4 separate regions of the Homo sapiens genome follow, and all the other regions are linked to region 3. A link is a contact called in ENCODE Hi-C or POLR2A ChIA-PET data. All regions are on one chromosome and are shown on one strand. Each heading gives the region's core, a stretch centred on a gene start or an enhancer-like site at or near the end of the contact. The rest is flanking DNA. Distances are from core to core; before and after follow the strand shown.

Region 1 (2,945 bases), core at 172-2,671, 390 kb after region 3:
TGTGGTTCTTCAAGAGTCTCTGTAGAAGCTTCTCACTCCACAGTTTCCTGACTGGGGAACTCTGATTCCAGCTTATTTTCCTATATACCATAATAGCTCTTGCCCTTCAGCCATTCACTGTCTTACAGCTTCCTGCAAGGGGTTTCTTTCGCACTAAAATGTAGCACTGCACAACCCTTTTGCAATGAAGAAGGGAGGAACTAACTGCATAGAGTAATGCTGCACTCCCACTTCTGAGTGGGAAGTCCCACACTTCTCACTTCTCAGTCGTCTTTTCATAGGAACCAGAGTGGGAGGAGAGAGAGGTGGCTGTTGGCAGGGCTGGCTCTGCTCTGGTGCCTCTCAATAACTCTTAGGGAATTTCCTTGAAATTAGAATGTGATAAATTTACTGTCAGGTGCTCAGATTGGGTCTTAGGTAAATGTCAGTGCAACAAGAAAAGTCCTACTTGACATTGCATTACATATCTATAACAAACACCAACTTGCAATATGAGGCAGCACCATCCTTACTGACAGCATCAGCTGTATTGTTGCAGTGAAGTTCAGTAGGAACCAGCACTCTATCAGTGTTCAGTTTTGGTTTTGACTCATCTTTATAAATTTGTTTTCCTCCACTGAAAATTTTAGTTACAGCTTGGAAGTGGAGTGGACTCCTTCCTTCCTAATTACCTTATCAACTAAAAGACGACTTTCTTTTCTTGACAAACCACCTCAACCAATCAACATTATTTCTCAAGAAAATGGAAAAAGTATAGTAGATCTAAGAACTTCTCCTTATTCCTAAATACCAGCAGTCAGCATGACCAGTTTTCTTTTTCCCATTGTTGCTTTAAAACTGATTAAAAATTGCAGAATGGGCTAGAGCCATGCGTTACCTGTGTTTTCATTTCCGATAGCTAATACAATGTCTGACACCTTGTAGGTATTTGAAAATAATTTGTTCAATGGTTACATTTCTCTTTGTACCATTCACAGTGCCTAGCATGATGCTGTGTGCATATTAAGTGCTTAAACATTTTTATTATTGATGAAATAATGTATAGTCCCTTTGCTTCATTTTTCAGGTTGCTTTAAGAAAGAAAAGGTTCATTTAGAGAATGTGTCATTTAGTTTGAGCCACATTTCCTGAAACTTTGCTTTCTTTGCAATCACACCAGAACAAGTTATCATGGGAAGAACCTGAATAGGGCTCAGAAAATGATCTTCACACCTCAGTCCCTTTTAGAGACCCCTTGGATGCCAATGTTTTTGTCTAGGCAGCCATTGGAACATTTATTTTTATTAACTTCTCTGTGCATGTTCAGTGCCATTTTCCTTCCCCCCTCAGCTTTGCAGCATTCCCAGGTGGGGGACAGCCTGGTCAGGAGTCAGGTTCAGGGCTTCAGCTTGACTCATAAATGTGGAAATAACAAAATGTGTTCCCTGAAGCTTTGCAGCATTGTCAGGAAATGGGCTGCTTGCATGCTGTACTTCCACAGATCTGGAAACTCTGCTGAGTTTGGGTTGACTCCAGAAAAAAGTTTAAAAGTGTTCAGGGAAGAGAGGAATGAAAGCGGGCCATTAGTTGGAGACACCAGCGCTCCGGTGGAGTCTGTGTCTTGGCTGGCCTGTTGGCAATGGGCGACTCTGGAGTGTGTGCTGTGTACTGTGGCGGCGAAGTTTGCTTTTCTAAGGATTGGGGCTTTGCAGGAACTTTCCTTCCCACATTTTTCATATCTCAGAAATCTGAGTGGCACCTCTGGGGAGAAGTGGGGTATAGAGTTATTGTTTCCGGCTGGAAGAAACCAAGGCATAGAGCAGTCTAAACTCAGAACTCAAGCATGAGTATTGGATCTTAACCATCTTAGTACCCAGCCTACCCTAGACTGTCAATAAATATGTGGAGAATCAGTGAATGTGTAAAATTGACTTCTATTTGTGTGTCATCAAAGGCAGGAACTGAGCTCAACATCAGGTCTTTTTGTATGCTGTGAGCTACACAGATGATCTCAGGGGGCATAAATGATGGGATTCAGGGCAACTTTTCCTTGTTTGTGTTGTTGACACAACACCTTTCTCATTATTCTCAACTCAGGGAAGAATTTCATCTTTGTGATTTTTCTCTCTTTGCTCCTGGACCACCAGAGCTGTGAGATCCAGAGGACAGGGAGTATGAGAGCAGCAGCTGGGAGGCCAGGAGGCCTCTAATCCTTGCCCTTATTTGGGCCTTAAGAAGACAATATAAAGAAGCTGACTGGTCACCAAAGGAAACACAGATTGTGGGTAGCTGGTGGTGTTTGTGTCATAGCTTCTTAGTAACCTCCCCAGAAGGCTAGAAGGGAATTTGATCACCAATCAAGTAAACGAAGAAGTAATTAGAGCTTTAGGGTTACTTTAAATGTATCGGATTATTTTTTCCATGATGCAATTTCGGGAGGAGTTTTTGTGATTCTTCTCCCCACTCCCCAAGAGGCTTCCATGGCAAGAGTCTCTTGACCTATAATGCTCGTGTTCATATCCTGGCTCTGCCACACACATGCTTTGTGACCTTGGGCAAGTTACTTAACTTCTCTGAGCCTCAGCTTCCTCAACTGGAAAATGGGGATACACTTAAATTACAGGTGTATCATGAAGCCTCAATGAATTAAATACATGTAAAAGTGTTAAAATGGTGTCTATGTGCTAACTATGATTATTGTCATTTTGCTTACACACCATCCATCAGACAATTTGATACAGAGGCCAAAAAATATATTTTTTAAAATTGGCAGTTTTTTAATAGAGTACTGTTTGAAGGCTAGAAAATGAACTACTTGAACTCTCAAGGTTTTCTTACAAATCACAGGCTCCCGTGACAATTCTGATTCTTATGTTTTTTACTTTCACAACTGGTTATTGAAGGATTCTCAGCTCTAATTCCACAAGGTTTTTTTTTTTTTTTTTTTTTTTTTTTAAAGAACATAG
Region 2 (2,842 bases), core at 68-2,567, 490 kb after region 3:
TAAGCTCTTTAGTCCTTGCTGGTTATTATTACTAACAGAGTAAATTATCAGATTATTGGAGAATTAGTTGCTGTAGCGCTATATTGTGAACTTAGGGAATCGCTGATCTTAATGTGTGCCTAGAAAGGCACCAAATATTGAAGGGTGGGATAGATTCCTGAGAAAAATTGCCCTTAGCAAAAAAAGAAACAAACCACCAAACACCAACCCTGCCTCCTATCCCCCAAATATAACTTTGGTCTCTGATTCTTCTTTTTCAAACTGTTTTGTTTCTCCCACACAATCCCCTTCTTTATTGCCTGTCACGCCCCATAATTCCTTCTTTAATTTTAAAACCCCTGACTTACAGCTGGCTGCTCTTAAGAAATGACCTTTCCCATTTGACAGGTGTAAAAATGTCTTATGACAATGATACATTTGTACACACTCAGAGAGTGGTCTTAGGAGTTAAAAGTAAATGTTCATAATAAGGAATTAAAAGGAGAACTTTCCTTTTAAGAACAAACTGCAGGCATACACGTGTTGTGCAAGTCTTTTTCCAAGAAACATGTTTTAGGAGAAAGAGCCTCAGTGTTCTTCTAGACAAATCTGTATTCAAGTCTTATCTCTACCACATACTAGGACCTTAGTCACATATGTAACCTCTCTAGTCTTCATTATTCTCATCTGTTACCTAGGGATAATCACTCTTTCTTCTTTGGTTGTTATAAAGTTAGAATGAGATGGAACACATAGCCCATGAGGCATGGTTTATGCTCAGAGTATTAGTAGCTGCTCTGTTCCCTCTTACCCTTATAAAAACCATCATAATCAGATAGAAAATCCATGAGAGATTATATCTATTTGTATCTATTTATATGTGTGTATATTCATATCTGTATATCTGTATGCCCAAATGTAAGCAATCAGACAGGCAATGTAAATTGTAAATATGGGAAATAATGAGAAAACAATCTGCCTAAATTCCTGTCAAATTGGAAATAAAAATATAGTCAGCTCCAGGAATTCAGAAATAAAATCAAAGAATCAAGAGCCTAAGAACACAAGAATATATACACAGAATTATTTTCCAGATGAGTCTAACTCATTATCTCCTTGTTGTATATGTTTTTAATACTATGTTCCCTTTAAGAGTGTTGAAGTGTATTAGCAACTTTAGAGAATTGCACCTCACTGAAATTTTGTCAAAAGATCTTAGTCTTTTCCTTTTTAAGTCTGTCCTACAAATCTCCTCTCTTTCTTCCTCTTACTTCCTCCCAAATCCACAGTGACTCCAACAGCTGCAATCCCTCCCTCCCACTCCACCACTCAGTGTGGAACTGTGTTGCCATTGGAGACATCCCCTGCTCCCAGAAGCTAGCTCTGTCCAAGAACTTAGGTGGCGGACTTAAAGTAGCAGAAAGTAGTCAATAATTAGAAAAACAGATTTCAGCCAAACTGAGTAGCTAGAGCTTGGAATCTCATAGCTGAGATATTGGTTTTGCTAATTAATTAGCATAAAAATAATGGTCTATGGGGGAACATAGCTTTCTAAACTTTTGGCTGGGACTATTATAAATGAACAATGTGCACAGGAAAATGTTAATAGTTGCAGAGAAAGGCATTTTAACAGAGTTTTACAGTATGTGGCTTGGGGTCCTCAGGGCAAACATATGCATTACACATCTAACCCCACACTGAGAAAATAATCCCTAATGTTGGTTCCTCTGCTAGTCCTATTAAAAATTCTCCAAAATGTAAAGCCTGCCAATTTCAGGCTAAGAATAAATGGCTCATGGTTCCTTTTGAAACAACATCCAAGATTCATGCACTCAGTGCTGCACACAAAATCACTGTGGGAGGAATATCTCTGGTTTCTGGGGTGCCAGAAAAGACCAATGTGCCTGTCCAGCCCCATTTATTTCAGGCAGGCACCCAAAGGCCACTTTCTGTTAGAGATGGCTAGAGTGGGGATTTAATATTAAAGGATATCAGACCCTATGTTTGCATTAATGCAGAGACTTGGAATCCATAATGGGGAAATGCTGAAAATGCTGTGCATTCTGTAAGATGCCGCTTCTCACGGAATTTAACACTTGACATTCAGTAAAAGATGAAGACTCAGTTCATAACATTGGCCATTTTTTTGCAGATGGCTCTAACACAGTGTTAGTAGTGTGATATTTGGGAATGTGGATGGTCTCCCTTAGCCCTAAATACTTAAATTATTTAAATAGTTAAATTATTTTCATGTGAAAAGATGTGAGGTGAAGGTATAAGTAATAAAAAGCATGGAAAAACTTAGAATTGGTTCAAATAGAATTTTTCTTCCTTGATTAAAAAAACCACTTTGATTTTGAGATTAAAAACTTATTTGGAATCTCAGGTCTCAGCTACGGGATCTCAGATCATTCCTTTTAACCTTTCCTGGGCCTCAACTTTCCCATCTGTAAAATGGAACTACATGGAAGTGAGGATTAAATGGGACAGTGTTACAAATGTTATAAACACTAATTTTTATATACATTTTATAGCTTCTTATGTTATACAATTTGCAAATATAGGCAAATTAATTATTAATATGAAAATTTAGATACGCATATATATATTATTGATTTGATTCCATAAGGATTTATTTAGGTCCTCAATAGCCAGGTCTCACTCAAATTCCCATGTGATTTCTAGTTCCTGCTTGGTAAGAATTCTGCAAATTGTCAGAAACTCACACTTGCCTGGTGCTGGATTACCTGTTAGTAATCACATTAGGGAAGGGGCCACATCTGCACCAGAGATGGTGAACCCAAGTGGACAAACAATCTGGAGCTCACTTCCTAATAATTGTTTACCCCTTTATTCAAGTTAT
Region 3 (2,941 bases), core at 335-2,834:
ATAATAACTTAAGTACCCCCTTAAAGGCCCTATCTCCAAATACAGTCACATTCTGAGGTATCAAGGGTGATTTTGGAGTGGCACAGTTCAGCCTGTAACACAGCTTTTCCCTTTGGGGAGGGGTGCAGTGTTCCAAGTCACTGTGCTTACTCCAACCCAAACATGCTCACACACACACAGCATCTCCCCATCCCTGAAGCAGGGGTCGGTTGCTATAGGTCATCTCATTTGTGCTGCTGTTCTTCCTCTGGTTCGCTTCTCTCATTTAGAGAGACCTGCTCCTCCCCTGCCGCACAAGGAATAGTGACAGTGTTCACAACAGGACAAGGGCTACACACTCCCTTCACATCTGTAAAGCTAAGGTTGCTGTTCAAGTGATCCTTCACGGGACAATCCATTTCTACACACACACACACACACACACACACACACACACACAGAGTACCCATTACATAGAGATAACCATTTAAATGCAATGCTGAAGGAAAAAATTGCCATGAGGTATAACTGACTGCTCACCTCAGAAACTAGATTTGGAGATTTTAGGAGAGAAAAACCCTCAGCGACTACATAATTATTCCCCAGGGCTGATCCCACTTAAAAATTCACCTGACTGTACAAGGGATGGCCCTAAATTTCAATGGAAACCCAACCATGTAGCCCCTTAGAGAGACCGTACTCTCAAATTGGTCTTTGTACCTATTTGTAGAAAAATGTTAGCCAGATTATAGCTGAAAACTCTGCTAATTCTGGGGAAGATTTTGGTCTTGTGCCTGGAACTATTGAAGCATATATTCACACCTACCACATGTAACACTTAGTAGCAGAATTTCCAGCACAATACTTTAGTACTTTATTTTTAAAAGAAACAGAGCAGAGACTGAAGCCCTGTTCACTCTGCAGCTTTCTTGCAGGAGGCTCCACAAAAGGTGGTGGTGAGGGAGGTTCTGTGCTCAAAAGAGCTATTTTTTTATTTTTAAAAGGAAAGGAGACACTAAAATCTTTGCTCACAATTAGGGAACTCATGATGCTGAAACATAACATTTGCACCTGCCTGTAGATTGAAAAAATAATGTCAAATTTGCAAGGCTCTGAGAAAATAGGGTGCGGTGTATTAGTGATTTAATCAATCCCAATCAACATTAGAGTTCAGACAACACCTTACAGACATCTTACTGTAACCCCTTTGGTTTTTAGAGAAGGAAGGGGAGGTTGGAACATTTTAAGTGATTTGCCCCAGATCAGCTCTCCACCTAAAATGCAGGTCTTTTCTTTCAGATGAGCGTACTTTCCACTGCACCAGGCTACTTCTAAACAGGCATTGTCCTGTCAGCCTCAATTGCATGCAAAAAAAAAAAAAAAAAAAGACAAAACCCCTCTCGCTCTCCACTAGAGTCTCTATTTGGACTCTAGAACGGACAAAGCAACGGCTATTTCAACTTCAACTCCCTTAGCAAATGGAAGAAAAGGCATCTGACCCGTGGACTCCTCCAGCTGGTCCCCGGGTCTCACCGCCTGCGGGTCTCCACGTCAGCTCGCAGGCATCGGCGGCCAGTCGGACACCAGGGGGCGCAGCAGCCTTTGTCCTGACAGGTATTGAAGAATGAAGCCAGACTGGGCCGTCAAGAAAAATCTGACTTCCCTCCTTTCAGTTTCTCTCATTGGAACCAGCCCACTCCCCAGCCCCCTTCATTCGCCTTAAAGCCATTTTCTGCTTCCTCCTCATGCTCAGATTCTCAGGGTGCAGGGATGCAGCAGTTCAGAGACCCCTCTCCAGGAGCTCCCCCGCTCTGCCAAGGACACCCTAGCAGTGGTCCACCATTTGTTCTCACTTGCAGGCCTCTGAACTCAGGATGTTTTTGGCTATTCTTCCTGAATGAAGAACCCTATAGAACAGGACCAGCTTCCCAGAAGAACTGTCACATCTATCCTCTAATATCCCTCCCCTTTCCACGCACAAAAACAATCACAAATTAAATAACATGTCTGGGAAGCTCACGCGGCCTGGACCTATCCCTCACCACCCTCTGTCTGCCCCTACAGTCTAAGGACAGCCTTTGGTAGTAGCTACCTACCCAAAGGGACAGGCTGCAGCACCTTCACCATACCTCTGCCATTCTCACCAACCCATGGTGCACCCCAAGCAGGATAACTGCCTCCTTGTAACCCCACCAGCTTGCCTCTGTGTGCCCTCCAGCAGAAAGAAATCCACTTGACCCTTGCCAAAGTCTCCTGATTCCAAAGATTCAGTAATAAATGAGCATCCTCTTCTACTTTAAGACATACTCCTAACCCTGCCCCTATAGACACAAACGGACACAATGCAAACCCTCAGATGTCAAAAACGTACTCTTTCACAAAGACTCCTGAAACTCCTCTGTTCCAGAGGGAAAGGCTACAGGGTCCTTCCTATGCAGGCCTTTGAAAAGCAGCTGTATGTTTACATAGAGAGATTCCAAGTTTACACAGTCCTTTCCCTGTCTGTTATTGGAGCCTCTCAACAACGCTGAGAGATAAGCAGTGAAATCTAAAGCTTAGAGGCTTGCCTCAGGACCAGACCTAGTACAGCGTAGAAACAGCACTGAGGGCCCGGGTGACAGAGCATGGAAACACTTGCTTGTCCAATTGCACCAAGGCCTGGAAGAAATGCAGCCACCATAGAAGATCATCAGATTACATACACTGAGGGAGCCTGTGGTCTCAGGAGCCAGGCAGGGGCAGGAGGAACAGTGCAAAAGAAGCGGTGATGTCAATTCTGACCCGACTCTTCTTTTTACCTGTGGCCTCGCTCACTTCTTTATTTCCACGTTCATCTTAGCTAATGTAGAGTACCGGGAAGTGCTGAGCCCGGAGACAGGTAGCCATGGTTTGTTATCTTGGTGGTGAGCCTCCCAACTCCACACTCATAAAATAATGATAACATCTATTATATATACAAATA
Region 4 (3,309 bases), core at 246-2,745, 410 kb after region 3:
GACATCATTGGGAATGCCTATTAGAAGGGATAAGAGCATGCTAGAAACAGATGGCTTGAGCAAGATTGTTGGCTCTGTCTCTTCTAGCTTCCTGACCTCATGTAAGATATATAACATCTCTATGCCTTGGTTTCCTTATCTGCAAAAAGGGGATAATAATAGTAGTACATAGTGGATAGGACTGCAGCCAGGATTAGATAACAGAGTATATGTAAATCTCGTAGATCAATGCCTGCTACATGAGTAACTTTTTAATCCACAGTACATGAATCAAATTGCATTGAATCAAAAGTTTTGTGAAGATTTGAGATGAGAATGAGAGCCAAATAAGCCATATCATAAGAAGCTGTGATCAGAAATAAAATGAGGTATGTTTTGACACTTAATGACATTCTAAAAGATTGGGCGGCAGCAAGATGTACACACGTCTCTGCAGAAAATGTGGTGAGGAGGTAGGGGGTTGGGCAAGGGAGATCAATCTCACAGCTTTCAAGTAGGATTCTGTGGGTGGGGAAGAAAACTAGAATTCACAGAGAAGGAACTGGCTGATATTATTATTATTTTTTTTGATGCAGCATTTCAGAAAACATAATCAATGGCATGCGTCCAGTTCCCATTTAGTAACCAAAGAACTAGCTGCAGCTGTTTTTTATGCCTGGTGGTGCCAGTTTGATAGTGTATAATCATATTTGCATAAAGATAAAAAGGAAGGTGTTATAGAACACAGTTAAGCCTATGGTTTCACCATGAATTAAAGGTAATTTCAGACTAATTAGGTATAATTTGTTAAGGAATTCTTCCCAGCAATGATGACTCTGATTTTGTAATTACAGGACAATGCTTACTGTGGCTTTCAAGGCAGGAGAAAGCACACCCGAGGGGGTCGTGTCCCACACTAGGCAGATCTAATGGTGCCACAAAAGACAGGTGTTTTGTCAGATTTCAGCCACACACTTTCACACCTGCAACGCATTAACTACCGCAGCAATGTTAATGAAGACCAGGTGCCTGTTCTCCAGCATAAATGAGGAACTGGCAGGAGATTTGCTGTTTGCTACCTGACGTCTACCCCTGAGTCTCTGAACCCCGTCCTTCTGGTTGAAGGGGAAGGTGAGTGGGGTAACAGGGTTTTGGGTACTTTTGCCTTGGTCCTTTTGAGTTGTGGGATGGAGATACTGAAACATTGGTCTTCGCATTATGGTAGTGACCTTTTTACCCACCCATTGAATTTCCCATCAGTTTCCACCCTAAAGTAGTGGAAAACATTCTTACAGCACTAAGTATCTCCAGGCTTTCTGTGCTGCTACCCCTTTTGTGCAGAGTTCAGCCTCTGAGAGTCCTGAAAATAGCTGATCTGCAGAATCTACAAAATGGATTTCTGGAAAGTGCTGTGTTATCAGCTGCTACCAGGGAAAGTTTGATTGTAGCTACTTGAGTCTTTTCAAACTTGAAGTTTTGCCATTCCATCCGGAAATGAGTAATGGAGGCCTTGAGCAAGGCTTTTCACTTTAATAAAACACAAGGTTTTCATTGTGTGGGGCTACATCATTTTAATGCTCTGTGTTATGAAATACAAAATCTTTTTCTTCCTCCCTTAAGAAAAAAACTCTGCAGCAAAGCTTTTCCCTCCTCTTTTTTTCCTTCTTTTCTTTGTTTCACCTCTTTCAGCTGCAGTTGTCTGCTCCCTGCAATTTCCAGCAGTTAAGTGAAGTTAATATTGTCACACACACACACACACACACACACACACACACACACACACACACAATTGAAAGTGAGGAAAAGAATGAGCAGGTCTAGGTTCTCAACAATAGAATATAATTATCTAACTCATTACCAGTGACTTCTGGCCATGAAAAAAAAAGCCTCTTCACCCTGGGAGAGGGAAGGATGGACAAATATCAAAATGCTTGACACTGCACTTAAATTCCAGGTCCTAATTAAGTTAGAAAAGAATGGACTCATAGACTTTTAGAGTAGCAGATCTGAGTGTGAAAAGGATGGTTCAAATCCAGATTTCTTTAACTCTTCAATCCCTGAAGTGAATATATTGGGCAAACCTTCAGAAATGGATACTCACACTCTTGAGGTGACCTGTTAGTAACATAGATCCAAACCATTCATTTCAGGTCATTCTGCAGTGTTTTTCAAGACATGTTTCCAATGAGCTTACTTAAGATTTTCAAGAGGCACCCTCAAGGTACAAATATAGCTGGGGAGTTTCCAGAAATCTCTGGCTTTCCCTTTCCACGTCCCACCACCTACAACTAAAGCAATTTTAGTTTTCAATTTACTTTATTGATTTGGTGTCTATCAATGATTTAATATATTAATTTTTTTGGATTAATACCAAAACCTTTGGTTACAGCTGCCAAAGAATACCCTATCTTATGGCAGAAAACACTCGTGCCTTTACCAAGTACTCAAGTATTTGAGCAAATCCAAATTCTTCATGTAGACAATGTTAGCCTTGTATGCAGATTCTCCTGAAGGCCACTTCTGTGCACAAGTGCTGAGGCATTTGGACAGAGTGAGAAATCATGTCATGTTTTCAGTGTTTCTAGCAACCTTAATGTCTACAGCAAATGAATTACTTCTTAACGAATGCTTCTAAAAATTTGGATTATAGGTACTGACCAGGAAACTCAATTTCAAATCCTTGACTCCCCAGTCTTATCAAAAGCCGAACTGAGATCACTGACATTTGAGAGATTATCTCAGGCCTTGCTACTCAATATATGATCTATGGACTGGCAGCAGTGACATAATCTGAGAGCTTCTCAGAAATGCCAAATCGCAGGCCCCAACTCAGACTTACTAAATCAGAATCTACATTTAAAAAACTCCACTGTTTTTGAGTCAACTTAATGACTCATTTGCCTATTAAACTTTAACGTTGTAAACGTGTATTCTTCTAGATCAGAAATTCTTAATTTGGGGTCCTTTGAGTCCATAAATTGGCCTCAGGTTTATCAACTCACTGCAATTAAATGCAAAATTGAATCTGGAGGTGTGGCTATGTATGTTTGTGTTTTAACCCGTAGATCCTTGTTTTTGGTAAAGAGGATTCATAATTTTTCAGCTTTTCAAAAATGTTGCAAACTATACTAATAAAGGTCTTCTTATTTATAGTGGCCATGCACTTCTCTGGGTAGTGCTCTGGGACAGAACTCCGGACATAAAAATGCTATCATAAAATTATAATGGAATTTAATTTTCTGAGCTTCTGCTGAGTGTAAACTAAATTGTTCTTGCATCTTCTGCAAACAGGTGTACAAGTTCGTCCACAGTGTTGTTCAATATCACTTA

The links. Hi-C counts contacts between places; a loop is a spot of excess contacts on that map. ChIA-PET counts read pairs that join two places held with the same protein, here RNA polymerase II (POLR2A). Pooled maps may share reads with other maps.
Region 1: a map of K562 shows a loop between it and region 3 (2.9-fold over the local background). The contact joins two enhancer-like sites. A Hi-C loop is called at or near these places in 1 of 168 maps with a recorded cell type or tissue (K562), 10 of 37 single-sample maps with no recorded cell type and 2 of 50 pooled maps. POLR2A ChIA-PET finds 5 or more read pairs at or near these places in 1 of 52 experiments (HEK293).
Region 2: a map of heart left ventricle shows a loop between it and region 3 (2.5-fold over the local background). The contact joins two enhancer-like sites. A Hi-C loop is called at or near these places in 1 of 168 maps with a recorded cell type or tissue (heart left ventricle), 1 of 37 single-sample maps with no recorded cell type and 5 of 50 pooled maps.
Region 4: a loop to region 3 is called in a map with no recorded cell type, with 2.7 times the contacts of the local background. The contact joins two enhancer-like sites. A Hi-C loop is called at or near these places in 4 of 37 single-sample maps with no recorded cell type and 2 of 50 pooled maps. POLR2A ChIA-PET finds 5 or more read pairs at or near these places in 1 of 52 experiments (AG04450).

Annotation. Positions count from the first base shown.
Region 1 is chr9:13,960,772-13,963,716 of GRCh38, reverse strand. All of the region lies in intron 4 of LOC101929507 (a long non-coding RNA gene), which reads left to right. Among named protein-coding and RNA genes, the nearest start is that of LINC00583, 34 kb to the right of the region's middle. Within about 2 kb of position 1,421, at least 3 of the 41 ENCODE cell types and tissues checked have a DNase peak (open chromatin) inside an H3K27ac peak, as active enhancers do.
Region 2 is chr9:13,861,771-13,864,612 of GRCh38, reverse strand. All of the region lies in intron 7 of LOC101929507 (a long non-coding RNA gene), which reads left to right. Among named protein-coding and RNA genes, the nearest start is that of LINC00583, 65 kb to the left of the region's middle. Within about 2 kb of position 1,317, at least 6 of the 41 ENCODE cell types and tissues checked have a DNase peak (open chromatin) inside an H3K27ac peak, as active enhancers do.
Region 3 is chr9:14,352,279-14,355,219 of GRCh38, reverse strand. The region is part of intron 1 of NFIB-AS1 (NFIB antisense RNA 1); the gene reads right to left. It also overlaps a transcript of NFIB not described here. Among named protein-coding and RNA genes, the nearest start is that of NFIB-AS1, 37 kb to the right of the region's middle. Within about 2 kb of position 1,584, at least 11 of the 41 ENCODE cell types and tissues checked have a DNase peak (open chromatin) inside an H3K27ac peak, as active enhancers do.
Region 4 is chr9:13,937,462-13,940,770 of GRCh38, reverse strand. All of the region lies in intron 1 of LINC00583 (long intergenic non-protein coding RNA 583), which reads right to left. It overlaps LOC101929507 (a long non-coding RNA gene), which reads left to right. Exons shown (of 8, transcript XR_001746621.2): 5 at 263-368; 6 at 834-1,110. Among named protein-coding and RNA genes, the nearest start is that of LINC00583, 11 kb to the right of the region's middle. RefSeq lists an enhancer at 407-1,223. Within about 2 kb of position 1,495, at least 2 of the 41 ENCODE cell types and tissues checked have a DNase peak (open chromatin) inside an H3K27ac peak, as active enhancers do.